2 separate regions of the Homo sapiens genome follow, and region 1 is linked to region 2. Evidence: chromatin contacts called from ENCODE Hi-C data. All regions are on one chromosome and are shown on one strand. Each heading gives the region's core, a stretch centred on a gene start or an enhancer-like site at or near the end of the contact. The rest is flanking DNA. Distances are from core to core; before and after follow the strand shown. Region 1 overlaps DNM3 (dynamin 3). Region 2 holds the start of DNM3 (dynamin 3).

Evidence for each region. Hi-C counts contacts between places; a loop is a spot of excess contacts on that map. Pooled maps may share reads with other maps.
Region 1: a loop to region 2 is called in a pooled map, with 6 times the contacts of the local background. The contact joins the enhancer-like site here to the promoter of DNM3 in region 2. A Hi-C loop is called at or near these places in 7 of 50 pooled maps.

What each region holds. Positions count from the first base shown.
Region 1 is chr1:172,377,457-172,382,393 of GRCh38, reverse strand. DNM3 (dynamin 3) reads right to left here. Exons shown (of 21, transcript NM_015569.5): 18 at 3,212-3,376. Among named protein-coding and RNA genes, the nearest start is that of C1orf105, 41 kb to the left of the region's middle. Within about 2 kb of position 1,478, at least 7 of the 41 ENCODE cell types and tissues checked have a DNase peak (open chromatin) inside an H3K27ac peak, as active enhancers do.
Region 2 is chr1:171,838,170-171,843,171 of GRCh38, reverse strand. DNM3 (dynamin 3) reads right to left here and starts at 1,674. Exons shown (of 21, transcript NM_015569.5): 1 at 1,355-1,674. The coding sequence starts at 1,515. RefSeq lists an enhancer at 1,250-1,429 and a silencer at 1,630-1,859.

The DNA.
Region 1 (4,937 bases), core at 229-2,728, 540 kb before region 2:
ACACATTTTTAGAATAAAGCTGGATCCACTTCATTCTTTGATGGAGAACTTCTGGTGGGGTGAGCTACAGAGAAGAGGCCATCCAAATGGGCTTACCATGGGGTGTTATGTGTGTGTTAGCTTTAAAGTCCTGAGCAAAACTCTGCTGCTTTGACTGTAGCCTGTCCAGAAAGACCGTCTGTCATAAACTTGCTATTTCTTTGTGCTGCTGTTACCTGGTATGTTTAAGTAATGAAACAGCTGCTGCATTTCAATAGACAAAGGCTTACAGTATGTCTGAGGCAAGGCATTTATTGCTAGGCTTTAAACTTCTTAAACAATTCCATATGGAGATTTGAGTGGCAGAACACTTAATGTAAACTTTCAAAGGAAACTGCCCACCAAATTCTGAACTTTATGAATGTTGGCTGAAACATATTCTTTTTCAGAAGGCCGAAACATATTCTTTTTCATTCCCATTTCAAAGAGGAAAGGCCAGAACACCGCTTTTGATAGACCAGGAAGAAATAGAGGACCGTGTTTTAGGCATTTATTGATTCTGGAGGAACAATTAGCTTTTTGATCCAAACTCATTTAAAGATGCAGCAGGGTTAAGTGAATAGAATTTAGAATTAGGAGTCAAAAGACTAGTTTTCTCGTTGTGATTTTATTATTAGTTCTTTCATTTGAAGATCTCTTCACTTTGAATCAAGTTAAAAAATCAATACATCTAGATGGCACAGTGCTGGGTGTTCACTGTTTCAGTTTCCTTGGACTCAACAGGTCACGTGTGGAATGAACAAAATAGGCTTGGGCATTCTGTACAATAAGATGCCACGACAATATGACTACATTAATAAAAGAGATATATATTTTTCATATATAGAATTATACATATATAATTTTAAAATATATGTATTATATATAAAACTATACCTTTTTATATATGTTTAAAAAGCACATAAAATAATACCCAAGAAAAGCAGTCATTCTAGATATGTAAAACTAACTTCTGGTAGATACAAAAAGTTAAATTTCAAACAAAGCCACAATTTCATAAGAATTCAGCACTACATGATACTTTCGCCTTCTCCACATTCCTATTAGTTTTTACTTCAAGATTTGACCTTGGTGATCAGATCTTAATTGAAGTCTCCTTTCTCACGACTCTTATGTGAGGTCTCTCTCAAGACAACTATCAGAACTTTACCTCCGAGGATAATATCCTGTAGGTGGAGGTTTAGCCATTTCATTAAAACAAGAAAACACACCAGTGAAGAGTGAGGGAAACTACCCCTGCATTTCTTTCTTTCTTTCTTTCAGTGTGTGTGTGTGTGTGTGTGCGCATATGTGTGTGCATGTGTGTATGTTTTTCTTGAGAAGGTGAAAGTAGGATAGATTTGCAATAGGGGTTTTTTGTTTTTTTTTTTTTTCCTTTTAGCTAATTTGTGTCAAGCTACTCCTCACAGCTATAGGCAGGAAGTGCTATTTCCTGTGCTGATGATTTAATATAGTGCAGAGCAAAGCAGCGTTTGAACTGATGGCAGCACTAATGACTCTCGGTGAAACAGTGAAAAGATAAATGATCCTTAATCAGGAAAATGTTTAAATAAGCAAGTGCCTGGATATACCACAGCAAAACAACCTGAATTCATTTAAGTAAATGAAGAAGGTAATTTTAAAAATACACAGACTATTTGTTTAGTACTTTATATTTTTCTAAATGGCTTATAGCCACTTTTATTATAATCTCTGATGGCTCTGTGAGGTACCTCACTGTAGTTTTAGAAGAAACTGACTTCAACTCAAAGGGGCGAAATGATTTGCTTTAGGTTACACAGAAAGCCATTGGTCAAAAGAATACAATTCATAGTTCCCACATTTCTAATTTATTGCTTACCTGTTGCTGATTCTTCAAAGCATCCAGCTAACCTTGTTTGAATACATACGTGTATGAAAATAGTGTTAGTTAAAAATAAGATTGTTCACATGAGTGCTTGGGGTTGCTTACAGTCAAGGAATGCAGAGATCATGGACAATGAACGGACTGTCGTATTTAGAAATAAAATTTTGAAATTAACCATGAAATATGAACAAGGGCTATTTACAGTTCTTAAATAGGCAGCCATATTAATTTCTTACAATTATATTTTTCACAGTACTTTCATTTGTACCATCTTCTGGAACAAATCCCTAAGTCAGATACACTTACTACAATTAGTATTTTACATATGGAGGAAACAGACACATGAAAGAGACTCACCTTAGGTCAACAGAGTCTGTAGCAGAACCAGATTTAGAACCCAGATTTCTCCTAAATTCTACTTTGGGGCTCTTTTTAGTACTTTGCCATCTAATTTTAATTTCTTACAAGTAATGCTCATAATTTATCATTGGATTAAATAAAAAGATGTCCTTAGAAGATAACTAGGAATAAAATTATTGGTGTCTCACTTGTCAAGATTCAGAAAAGCCCCCTATAAAACACCTCATTATAACCTATCTTATCTAAAAGACTATTTCTCAAATAACTTGTGGTATTATTTGTACTGTAAAAAGTTAACTACCAAAAGAACTAAATCAAACATAATTTAAGTATCATACTCTGACTACTATAAATAACCTTGAAAAGGTTATTTAGACCCATTGATGGCTAGTCAAGCAGGATTTTCAGATTTGAGGTTATAGCATCCTTACCTTAGAAAAATAAAATTCACTGAGTTTTTAATCCGAGGGAATAAAGCAAGAAGCCCTTTCCCAGGTTAAAATAGCATTCCATAGATTTTAGAAGCTGAAAATAATCATATTAACATATTTTATATATGTGTGTGCACATGCATGCACACGCATGGGCATAGGAACAAATATATCCTTTGCCTTTAGTCTCAAAGTCTAGGAGCCAGGGCATCTGGTTTCTTTGCTGGTTTTGCAATTAATTTACATGATGCCCAGGATTATGGTGTTTTTGTTTTGCTTTATTGTGAGCAAACTCACACTCTTCTAGAAGACAGCCAATGGGGAATACCTCAGTCCTATAGCTAGAAGTTTTAAGTTTTCTTCCCTAAGTTCTCTTTCACTGGTCAGTCACATATCACGTCTAATGGAAAATGATGAACCTGGGTAATATTATTTGAACTATCCAGAAAATACACAAAGAAGCTGAAGATAATATGTGCAACTTCCACACTCGGATGGGTTAGAAGTTAAATGGAGGTAGTTTATAATCACTTACGTTATTGATCATAAGGTGCATTATTGTTTTTGGAATTAGATCTCGGATACATTTGTTGATAATGGACATGTAGGAGTCTACGAGGTTGCGAATGGTCTCCACTTGCCTCTCCAATTGTGGGTCCATGGAAAAGTTTTCTGCTTGTCCATTCTCATCATTTTCAGCCTAAAAGAAGAGAAAACAAACCATGGATTATCTCATATTCACTCAGAAGAAAATAAAATGTCAGTCGTTATCAGATTATCAACTTCTGATTAGCATAGTTGGAGTTTATATCAGTAGATGGTAACATTTTTATCTTATGCATCCACTGGTTCTGAAAGGAGATGGGGGAACCTGCCGTTATTACTCAATTTTTAGCCTGCCACATTCTAGGGAAAGCAAGTAAGTATTCTAATTCTGAATGAAGGTTGAGATGAATAACCAAATAAACAGTGTACCTAACAACATACCTCCAGAGAACAATCTAATCTTAAGCCATTTGCAAGCTGGCCAAAGAATTGAATCCAAACATATGATGCAAATGTAAACCTCTGAGAGGAGTCTCCAGGGAAGCTATAGATTAGAAATAACCTTGGTATTGTTCTGGCACTTCTAGGTCTGCTCTGGGATGGATCAGCATTTGGATCCTCCCACATTCAAAGCTAAATTTTGTAGGGCTGCCTGAAGCCAAAATAAGAGATATAGAAGATAATTTATTCTTCCATGCACTTGCTGGAATTTGTTACGTAAATTCATGCTTCTGTCATCACTACTAAAGACTGGCTCCATTGTGAAAAACTTACAATTATTACTTCCAACTTGTTATTCTTTGAATAAAACAGAACACATCTATACACAAAGAATTTATTTGTGCAACATGAGAAAAGCATCTGTTTCCTATACTATGAGACTTGAGTTAATTAATGTTGGCTTATCCACCAGAGGCTGAGCTGGAATGGCTTCTTCATCATTAAGGGCTGACCTATTGGCTTGGCATTGAAATCAATTTAGAACAAATGGTCTCCATTTCAAGTCAGCTTGAACCATCTAAGCCCCAGAACATGACACAGGTATTATTGTTAGTGGTCTGGCTACTTTCTAGCATTTGGAAAGATTTAATTATGAATGTAAAATGGGGAAATAATTTATTGCTTCCATGTAGACACGAAGTGCTTTTCTTTGGAAATGTACATACTTTGATTTTCAATCATCCAATCAGTTCTAGGCATAGCACTGTGCTAAATAGCTTTACTGGATATTAAATGATAAGCCTTTCCTTTGAATCAATATGCTTGTGTGAAAAGCATATTGATGGGCCACAAAATCAACAATATTGATAGAATTGGTTCTAATCATTTATATAGGCTTCTGTCACTCAGAAATGTCTATTGTTCTAAAAAACACATTAAAATAATGCATGCTCAACTCATTTCCCAGTCCTGAGAGCATGACCTCATGATTTGGGACTACAGTATGAGGACATTTCTGAGGCTCCAGTGCATTTAGGGCCTCCAGGAAAGCCTACTTGTAAGAGAAAGCACAGACCAGAGAAATTCCAAGTTGAGGAGTTAGGAGCTACTACAACTTGATGATAATGAGGATGATAAAGTGATTATGAAATATATATATATATATATATATATATATGATATATATCAATGAGAGCAGATGATGACCTACAGCTTTCTGAAGAAAACATCTTCTATATAAAGAAATATAAGCCTCCATTAGGAATACAACACAA
Region 2 (5,002 bases), core at 425-2,924:
TATCATCTGAGAGATGGAATATCATTTGAGAGAAAGGAATATGTACTTTATGAACACTAACATTTCCAAAGGAAATGTGGGAATATTCAGCTCTAAATTCTACACATCACCAAGCACTAACAAAAAAAGAAAAAAGGAACAGAAACAGGAACCTTCTGCATCCCAAGTCACGAATGAGCCAAATAAAAAGAATAAAGTACAATCTCGCCAGCATTTTTTCTTGGATACTGTACATTTCTACCTGGTTTTCTATTACTAGGAAACAGATTTCAGTTTTCATAATGCTTTTAAATGGGCTTTTCTTAGCAAATGTCTGCACTCTTCAGGCAAGGCCATTAAGGTAACTTAATCCCTCATGAATTGCTCAGTGGAAGAAATGCTGATTCCTAATTCGAAAATTAATTCCTTAGCTGTTTCTGTATTAAGAGTCATGAGGAAAACCACAGCTACAATTTAGATTCAGAATGTTGTCTTGAAGGCTAGCAAGACAAATAGGAGCTTAGAGAACGGAAGATGATGCTGGGGGAGGGGGCGCAGAGAGAGTGCGAGAAAGATGCTGGTCAGTTCCGAGATGATGCAGGAATGACATGGCACCTGGACAACATAAGTCCACGTCCACCCCCTGCCAAGTCTGTGCCTCGGGCTCTCTCACAATTGCCTGAAGCTGTGAATAGGTGCACACGCAAACACACCACCTTTTATTCTTCGACTCTCCGGGAGGAGAATGGTGGGGAAGCGTCTCTGGATAAAGCTTCACCACAACAAACGACGTCTTTCTCCTCGCACCCCGCCTCCCCAGCTAGAGGCAGGCAACAGTAGACAGCTGAGAGGAACGAGAACCCTGGCGAGAAGGAAAGCATCTCCACCTAAGGGAGGGGGCTCGGGGGATAAAGCCCCACAGCCTCACAGGGAGCCTCACGGAGGGCGACAGGAAAAGGAGGGGGGTGTTGAGCTGGGAAAACAGGAGAGGGGCACTGGGAAGCTTTCGGCGCGCTACGCAGGGAGGCTGCCCGGGGCTGGCGCGCACCGAGGGGGTGGGGGTCGAGCCCGGGGCGGACCCCTCCCCCGACTCCCCGACTGGAGGACAGGGAGGAAATGGCTTTGTATCGCACGATGAAAGGCAGGCAGGAGGGCCACCAGGCGGGGGGTGGCAGGGGACGGAGGATGCCCAGAGCTGGAGGACCCCGCCCGCCCCACGGACACCGCCACTCTGCCCCCCATTCCACTCTGCCCCCCATTCCACCGCAGCGCCTGGTCCATCCACCCTCTGGCTCCCGCTGCCCGTCCACGTTCCAACGGCCCGCAGCGGGGTCGCCCCACTGCCGCATCCTTACTCCGCGCCCTGCGCGCTTACCTGCCCACGAAGTTCTCGAGCACCGAGCTCTTGCCGGCGCTCTGGCCGCCCACCACGGCGATCTGCGGCAGCTCCAGCAGGCAGCTCTGTCCCAGCGCCGAAAACGCGTCCTGCAGACGGTTCACCAGCGGGATCAGCTCCTCCATCTCCCGGTTCCCCATCTTGCCCGAGGGGCCGGCGACCAGCTGGTCCCTGCTCGCCTCTACGACCTGACAGGGAGTAGGGGCCGCGCTGCCCTGGCTGCTGCTGCTGCGCCGGGCTCAGCCAGCCAGGTCCTGGCGCAGACGTCGGAGCCCGCCGCCAGCCCGCCGCTTGGCTCTGACAGCTAACGACCCGCAGCGCGCCTGCGCGGGCGGGCAGGGGCGTGGCCTATCTCCGCGACGCCCCGCCCCCGCCCCGCGGCTGCCCCGCCCCGGGCTTCCCATCGGACCACCAGGCCAGGCGCGCACGCACTGCAGCCCAGCTGCGGCCAGATGCCACGGCCTCTGCGTTCTGTGGCCAAGGCTCAGAGGCCAAGTTACAGCGCCGGGTCAGGAAATGGCATGAAATCAGCAGCAGCGGCAGCGTTGTTCTCTTTCAGCGGCTACCAAGCCAAAGCCCAGTGGAAAGCACTATCGCCGCTAACACCACCACACGATCACCAGCAACAGCAGCACCGCCGCCGCCACCACCGGGGCACCGCTGCCAGACTACACTTCCCGAAAGGAAATCTCCTCTGTCACGCCCTTCTCCAGAATCCGCGATGACTCCTCCCAGGGTGGCAGGCCTGTTGGAGTCTAAATTCTTCAATGTGACATCCATCTAAGGCCCTGAGTGGTCTGACCTTACTTAATTCTTCATCTGTAATGACTCGTCCTCCCCAGCCCCGCATAAGCACAGGTAGAGTCTGTAGGGTTTACCGCCCCGATACACCCCTTTAATCACTCTGGCCTGTGAGACTCCTCATGCCATTTGCCCTCCCGGTCTATCTCCTTCTACCGGATCTATCCAGAACCAGGTACCCTGGACGCATTCTGTGAAATTTAGCACATTGAGAAGTGACTGTGTGTGGGGTCCTGTGCCTGATGATCGGGACACAAAGATAAATGGCCATGCTTCTCTTAGCCTCCACAGACGGTTCCTTTTTAGTCTGCTCCTCAAATACTGATGCTTCGCAGGGTTTCATATATGGGCATTTTCTTGTCTAATGTTTGTCCTCTGCCTGAGGACTTTCCCATAGCTTTAACTCTGAATCAAGGCTGGCGACTACAGAAATTTACATTGCTAGACCCTGTCTCTCTTCTGCAACTTAGACTGTACTCCAAGAGGAGCCCAGAATACTACCTGAGTGTCCTACAAGTACTACAGACTCAATTTATTCAAAACTGAAGTCATCTTTTGTAATCTCAGCATTTAATGTACAGTTCCTTCTAACTCTAAAAAGACATATTAAAATGTTCATAATGTCAAAAAACCTGAAAACAACCCAAATGTCTATCAACAGGTGAATGAATAAACAAACGTGGTATATATATATAGTGAAATAATCTCTGCCACAAAAAAGACTTTTGATATAGCAACAATCTCAGATACATTATGTAGAATGAAAAAGGCCAAAGACCATATTGGTTTGATTTCATGTATGTGAAGTTCTACAACCAGCAAAGCTATTCTATGGTAATAGAAATCGGAACTGTGGTTGTCTTTGAGGAGTGGAGATTGACTGTAGGAGGCATGAGGAAACTTTCTGGAGTGATGGAAATGTCCCATGTCTTGACTGGGATGTGGGCATACATTTGTCAAAACTCCTCAAACTAAACTTTTAAGTGATGTGCATTTTACTGTACATTACATCTCAACTTTTTTTTAAAGCAGCAGAAAAAGACAAATAAAACTGAATGCATCTCCACTGAAGTGGATCTCTATTAGAATGTCTGCCCAGGAAACCTTTTCTAAGAAACACTCCATCCAATGCATGGTTGTAGCCAGAGCAGTCATGAAGATAGAAAGGCATGAAGAAAAACTGAGCCCTGGCCATAGCTGTGTGCACCAGATTGGGCACCTGACTTGAGCTTTACCAATCAAAGCCTTTTCCCAGGAGTATGCAATTGAGAGAGAGATTGGCCTTTGTCTGAGTGACTGAACTATAAGTGAGGAATAACATTGGCAACTATGGTTAGTAAGATTTCACCAGTAGAAGGGAAGTGCTCATCTTCAGAGAAAGAGAAAAGTGAAAAGACACAAGGAGAGGAGCACAGGGAAAGAAGAGGGAAGATCCGGATAGTACCTGTATCCTCAATCTTGTTCATGTCTGATGTCCAACTGTAATCCTGTCCTCAGTTCCTTGTACAACCTCCCCGCCAATAAACTTATAATAAATTCTCCTCTTTGCCTAACCTAATTCAACTCATATTTCTTTTACTTGCAGTCAAAGAATCCTATAAATACATTCTCACACTAGAGATAGTGTGCTCCCTATCTCAGGGACAAGCCTGCCCAATCCCAATCCAGAATCTGGAAGTCATTCTCACTTCATTTTTCCCTCTCTCTCCTTCATCCCCTACACCAAATTGGTACCCAAATAATACCCATTCTACCTTCCTAGAAGCCATTTTCTGTCCATCCTTGCTGCCAGTGCCTCAGTTACAACCATCATTTCTCAAACAACCGTTTTCCTCTATGCTTTTCATATATACACATATATACATATATATATGTACCCTGAATAGATTTTCATTCTTGCCCTTGGCATATTGCATTAAGTCACTAATTTACATGTCCCTCTCTTTCACTATAATGCCCTTCCCAAAGATGTCCACATTTTAATCCCTGGAACCTGTGAATGTTTCCTGAAGTGGCAAATGGGCCTTTGTAGATATAATTAAGGACCTTGGGATGGGAAGATTATTCTAGATTATCTAAGTGGATGCACTCTACTCACATGAATTCTTAAGAGCAGAGAACATTTCCAATCTGCATCAGAGGGAGATATAACTGGGGAAGGGTCCCCGAGATGCATGGAGAAAGGGGACCATGAGCCAAGAAATGCAGGCAGCCTCTAGAAAGTGGAAAAGGCAGGAAACACATTCTCCCTCAGAGCCTCCAAAAAAAATTTTTTTTTTTTTTTTGAGATGCAGTCTCGCTTTGTCGTCCAGGCTGGAGTGCAATGGCACAATCTCAGCTCACTGCAACCTCCGCCTCCTGGGTTCAAGCAATTCTCTCACCTCCGACTCCCAAGTAGCTGGGACTACAGGCGTGCACCACCACATCTAGCTATTTTTTTTTTGTTTCGTATTTTTAGTAGAAACGGGGTTTCACCATGTTGGCCAGGCTGATCTCAAACTCCTGACCTCAAGTGATCCATCTGCCTCGGCCTCCCAAAGTGCTGGAATTACAGGCTTGAGCCACCATGACCAACCCTGCATCAGACTTCTAATGCACGGCACTGTAAGATAATAAATCTGTGTTGTTTGAAAACACTAAGTATGTGGTAACTTGTTACAGTAGCAATAGAAAATTAATACAACTCCTTGAGGGCAGGATCCATCTTTGTGATTCTCAATGTCCGGCACAGTGCATAGCACGTGAGAAGACCACAGTCCACTGGCAGCAGACATAAACAAATTGTTACAACACACATAATATGTTCCAGGGTACAATAGGCTGAAC